Linked DNA regions of Homo sapiens: region 1 is linked to region 2. A link is an interaction called in ENCODE POLR2A ChIA-PET data of the cell type or tissue named here. Cell type or tissue: CD4-positive, alpha-beta T cell. All regions are shown on one strand. Each heading gives the region's core, and the rest is flanking DNA. Links, peaks and the distances in the headings are about the cores only. Region 1 has its middle 9.2 kb from the start of RPS27L. Region 2 overlaps RAB8B (RAB8B, member RAS oncogene family).

Region 1 (2,922 bases), core at 174-2,673, 66 kb after region 2:
CATGTGCTACCATGCCCAGCTAATTTTCTTTTTTTGGTAGAGATAGGGTCTCCCTATGTTGCTCAGGGTGGTCGTGAACTCCTGGCCTCAAGTGATCCTCCCACCTTGACCTCCCAAAGTGCTGGGATGGTAAGTGTGAGCCACTGTGACCAGCCTAGACTTGTTTGTAAAATGAATGATATGTATTTCTATGTTCCCTCCCTAGACAGAACTTCAATAGGTGAATTCAAATTAAAAAGCAAGCAGATTTTGATACAACATAAGGAATAAGTAGAGCTGTCTAAAATTGGAGTGGATTATCCCTAATGTGGAATGAATTTTTTTCTTTTTTTTTTTTCAGTAGAGATGGTTTCTCACTATGTTGCCCAGCCTGGTCTCAAACTTCTGAGCTCAAGTGATACTCCTGCCTTGGCCTCCCAAACTGCTAGGATTACAGGCGTGAGCCACCACACCTGGCCTCTAATCTGAAATTCTATCTTTAATATTTAACCACATTATTTACAAGTCAGAAAGCAATGTCCCATAGAGCCCTTACTCTGTGCAATGTATTATGCCCAGGCAGGTAAAATTATTAAGAAGGTCAACTCTTCTTTATTCAAGGCCAATTTTCCAGTCTGTGGATTAGTCTAACAGATCATCCTTTCTTTCATTTTTCATTTCTGCTCCCTGCTTTTTGATCAGAGGATAGAGGAAAAGAATCCCAAAATGATCAATACAGATATTTTATTAGCAGTTCTGATGATAATGGAAATACTCCAAGAAGACTTAGGTATTACCGATCAGAAGGTTGTGCTCATCTCTTCCCAACTCTCTGTAAATTGACTTCACCTTAGTAGACTGAAAGTGGTCATAGTGGGAATATTTTCACCATGGAAATTAGCAAACACTACTGATCAGCACACCTACCCCTTCCTCCCCACCTCCAAGCTCGCTGACCAATGCCCTACTGTTTGAGAGTCTATGCTACCTAATGACTACTGGCCTGGCACGACTAAATGACAATAGCCCTTCTAGTAGATTGTTCAATTATGTGTCTCTATAAAAATACATTTAAAGCCAATGCTATTTCATGTTTTTTTGTTTGTTTGGAGATGGAGTTTCACTCTGTCACCCAGCCTGGAGTACAGTGGCACTATCTCAGCTCACCGCAACCTCCTCCTCCCGGGTTCAAGTGATTCTCCTGCCTCAGCCTCCCGAGTAGCTAGGATTACAGGTGCCCGCCACCACACCCAGCTAATTTCTGTATTATTAGTAGAGACGGGGGTGGGGGTGGGGGGGGGGCACAGCTCACCATATTGGTCAGGCTGGTCTCGAACTCATGACCTCAAGTGATCCGCCTGCCTCAGCCTCCCAAAGTGCCGGGATTACAGGCGTGAGCCACCTGCTGCTATTTCACTTTTGTGTGAGGGCAATTGGAATTTAAGTGGTTTCCTTTAGTTAATGAGTTTCAGATGAGTGAAATATTGGGGAAATACTTAGGGAAGACTAGCTTTACTCTCACCTGCCCTGTAGGCCATATATTCTGTCTTTAGGGAAACCCAAAATAACTATGTTCTGTATATTGAAGGGGGCTATTATGCATAGCTACTTATGGAATGGCTGTGTAACATGAGTAGGAAGACATCTCCAAGGTGAAGGCCCCCTGGAAACAGGAAGTTAAAGTTCTCTGCTGGCCAGCACTTGTCCTGTATAAGTGGCTCCTTGTGCCACCTATTGGATCTTGAAATAATAGTCTCTGAGCTTTTGATTCAGAGACTCCAGTAAGTATTTTTTGCAGATAGAACATATTCTCATCATCTTCCTTAAGGCACAACTGTTGTAATGACATTGCATTTTACAAGTTGTTATGAGGGAAATGCCATCAGTCCAAGATTCCCAGAGCCAACTGATTTCTTTTGCAAACGCTAAGCACCCGGGAGAACTTATACAGCAGTGGTTCTCAACCCTAGCTGCTGATGGAATTACCTGGGGAGTTTACAAAAACACTGCCAGCTGGGTTCTACCCCCAAGTACTCTAATTTAATCGACTTCAGCTGCTCCTTTGGTGATTCTAATGTACAACAAATTTGGGTTTTATTGACTTAGAGGGTTCCTAGAAGTGGTAAGAGAGAATGAGATTTGCTAGAATGAACGGGGGAAGAGAGGTGCTTTCCTGCTCCAATGTGGAGAAAAATCCTTTATTTGTTACCCTGGAGTAGTAGGAATCTGGGTTCTAGCTTCCTGACAACCACTAGGAATTACAGTTGGCATTTATTGAACACTTGCGGTATACTATGCCTCATCTCATTTTTTCTTCATATAACCTTATGAAATAGGTATAAATATTTTCATTTTATAGATAGAGACACAACTTAGAGGTTAAACGGCTATTAAAGTTTCTGTGCTCCCTGGAAATAGGGTTTCCAAATTGCTTACTGTTTTGTATATAGCAGACATTCCATAAATAGTTGAATAAGTTTTTCAGTGTGAATAAGTAGAACACCATTCTTCTTTGTACTTTGAGCCCTTTAACCCATTAGCCTTTTAGTCAGCTTTTATCTAATGGAAAAACAGAATGCTTTTCACTTATTTTGCTTGTACCCACTTCCCAAGGGAAGAAGCAGCAGAGGTTACTACAGTGTCGTCGCATTAACTCTGCAGTGACTTTGAATCACTTTCCTAATTTTATCTTATTTGTTTGTTTGTTTTTGGAGACAGGGTCTCAATGTCACCCAGGCTGGAGTGTAGTGGTGCAATCATGGCTCTTTGCAGCCTCACCCTCCCGGGCTCAAGCGATCCTCCCACCTCAGCCTCCTGAGTAGCTGGGACCACAGGCACATGCCATCATGCTCACCTAATGTTCTTTTTTCTTTTTTTGTAGAAATGAGATCTGGCTGTGTTACCCAGGCTGGTCTTGAACTTCTGGCCTTAAGCAATCCTTTC
Region 2 (2,922 bases), core at 154-2,653:
TCACAGCACTGCACATTTTTCTACAAAGGTTATCTATCCCCTTTGACCCACTTTAAGAAGCAGAAGTTAAATACTGTGCTTTTACAGTTAAAAAGGAAAAAAAAACAGGACTTTGTTTCAAAAGTACATTTGGAAACACGTGATCCCAGGCTATCTGAATATGGGTTATGTGGTTTGTATATTTACATTTCAGAGATCTTCCAGAAATAGAAAAATAGTTTCCCAAATATTGAAGTCTACTTTAAAGAAATGCTACATTCACCTCCTTAAGATTTTGATTAACAATAAAGATACAGTTCTTGCCAGTTTTGAAACTTTCTTTGACAATCAAATTTTGCTTATGCTTTTTTTGGTTTGAATTTAGATTAATGAAATTTTAGAGTAGCTGATTTTAGGATAATTAGTTGAAATCTCTAATTAGAAAAATGGACTACTGAAATAAAAAATGAGTCATAAACTGAAGCTTTAAAATATTTTTTTCTCAAAATAAAGGACTTGGAGAAAATGTAAAGGTAGAAATAAATCAAGAATGTTACTTAGATTGAGACTGGGAACAGTGGCTAATGCCTGTAATCCCAGCATTTAGGGAGGCTGAGGTGGGAGGATCACTTGAGGCCAGGAGTTGGAGACCAGCCTGGGCAACATGATGAGACCCCACCTCTAAAAAAAAAAAAATTAAAAATTAGCTGGATGTGGTGGCACGTGCCTGTGGTCCTAGCTACCTGGGAGGCTGAAGTGAGCGGATAGCTTGAGGCCAGGAGTTAAAGGCTGCAGTGAGCTATGATCATTGCGCCACCACTCCCCAGCCCTGGCATGCCATGAGACTATTCTCAACAAAAAAGAAAAAAAAAAAGAATGCTACTTAGATTGAAAAAAAAGAGGTCAAGGCATTGTTCTTTCATAAATATACGTCGCATAAGTTATAAAGCTATTTTCACCAAGTATAAGTTATTTTGCTGGATATATTTATAACTATTTAAATTTTTGTTTATTTATATTAAAATTGTTTTCTTGTTTGAAAATTAGGAAGTCTAAAGTTTAGGAGGAAAAACACAATAAAAGTAAGTTTAGAAAACATTTAACAACAGTGTGAAATGATCACTGGCAGCCAAATACGTTTATTTTAGCTTTGTTCAACCCAACAGAGGAAAACGGGGCATTTTTTAAGGGGGACAAATGGTCAGCAAATATAACTTGCCCTTAAAAAAAAACCTGATAAACTAAGAAGATGGACTAGAATTTTCTGACGTGTTTGGTTCTTCCATCCTATGAATAGGAAGTGGCAAATTAAATGGCATTTATATATGTCAACAGTGACACACATTACCACTTCCTGCTAAAAAAGCTGAACGGCTTTACACTGTTTCAGAATTTTCTATTTGTTACTAAATTAAATTCAATTCTTGGCATTCTTCATATGACAGCTGTACCCATAAGATCTAATCATACCAACAAAATATAACAAACTCATAAACTAATTTCAGAAATTAGGAAGAATTTACTAATTTCTCTTTGAGCCATAAACATGCATTATAGATATACAAATAGTACAATTAAGAATAGTTTTAAACAATGTCTCTATTTGAGTCTCGAAGGGCTTTAATTTGTAAGGTTAAAATATAATGATCTAATTAACCCTTAATATATCTCTGGGAAATAAATGAGCAAAATAAATAACTATATATCAAATGATAACTACTAAAATATAACTATGTGTTGAATCATAAATAAAAGGTTTCTAAATGCTAGAACTACCAAAAGTCAAGAAAGACAAAAATAGCAAATAAAGTGTAATAATACAGCTACAACTCAGGTAAAGTATGCAGAAACAATTAGGAAACACTGAGAATTTTAAATCTGATTAAGGAGCCAGCAGAGATTATCCAGCATTCAGCTCACCATTTAAGCCAGGCCAAAAGACTTCATGACAAGTCTCTTTTGCAAATCTTGCACTTTGAAAAGGAAATGTGTTTCAAGTGTTACTCAATCTAGAAGTAGCAATAAGCTCGAAGATGTCAAAATGTGGATTTTAGAGATTCTCAGTGAACAGATGTTGTACCTTCAATAAAGTCTCTTTTCATAAAGGGGCTAACTGGTGAACTAACCTTTCTTAAAGAATGAAAGTTCAGAATGCCTCTGAGCTTCCATTTCTTTCCCCACTATTAATTCATCATTATCTCAAGAACCAAACTGCTCCAAAACAAAACCAGTTGCGTCTCTCTTGCTGCATCCATTGTTTCTGATAAAGTGTACCTTTGTAGCAGGAAAACCCCTCGAGTATGAACCTCTATTATTTCCTAAACCTAGAATTTCCTTGTTTGAATTCTGACAACTGAGTCAGATCTGTTTCATTTAAGGGTGAGGTGAATACTCTGAAGACATTCAAAAACTGAAGTTAAAAAAAAAAACAAAAAACACGCAAATCCCTGATTTTAGGTACTAAGGCGCTATTGCTATGGGAAGACCATATTGCCAAATCACTGGAATTATCACTGGAAAAAATTACAACTACATTCCAATGATGTTGCACCAAAAATGCAGTGAAACTGATTATTTGGCTCTTTCCAAGTATTGACCATGTATCGTATTTTCCATTCATTTAGAGGTAAATGAAAGCTAAAAAAATAAACTAATAGAACTAAGTAATAACACTACATAGTACAACTAACTAAAAACAAATGATATCTCTTTTCCCTTTTAGAATGAATTCTTAAAAAGAAAAAATTAAAAAGAATGCTATCCATGTAATGTATCAGATAATAACCAGGGTTAAAACAAACTTTAGCTGTATACATATTTTTACTTTCCAGGAAAATTCCCAAGTCACTTTGTTCAGAAATATTTCAGCTTATATTGGTATGAACTGTAAAATTTGGTAATTTTCCCACCCAATTAATACAAATAAACATTTTAGTAGAGAGG

What was found. ChIA-PET counts read pairs that join two places held together with the same protein. Peaks named below come from ENCODE experiments on the same cell type or tissue, not always from the same donor. Only the 100,000 strongest peaks of a DNase experiment are listed, where the experiment ranks them.
Region 1: POLR2A ChIA-PET joins it to region 2 with 5 read pairs; 15 of 35 experiments call an interaction of 5 or more read pairs at or near these places.

What each region holds. Positions count from the first base shown.
Region 1 is chr15:63,165,217-63,168,138 of GRCh38, reverse strand. No RefSeq gene overlaps it. Among named protein-coding and RNA genes, the nearest start is that of RPS27L, 9.2 kb to the right of the region's middle. In CD4-positive, alpha-beta T cell, for the core only: a CTCF peak has its summit at 1,707 (motif pointing left); a DNase peak (open chromatin) is centred at 1,678.
Region 2 is chr15:63,230,987-63,233,908 of GRCh38, reverse strand. All of the region lies in intron 1 of RAB8B (RAB8B, member RAS oncogene family), which reads right to left. Among named protein-coding and RNA genes, the nearest start is that of RAB8B, 43 kb to the right of the region's middle. In CD4-positive, alpha-beta T cell, for the core only: no CTCF peak of the experiment used is centred there; a DNase peak (open chromatin) is centred at 1,318; H3K27ac peaks cover 1,347 bases.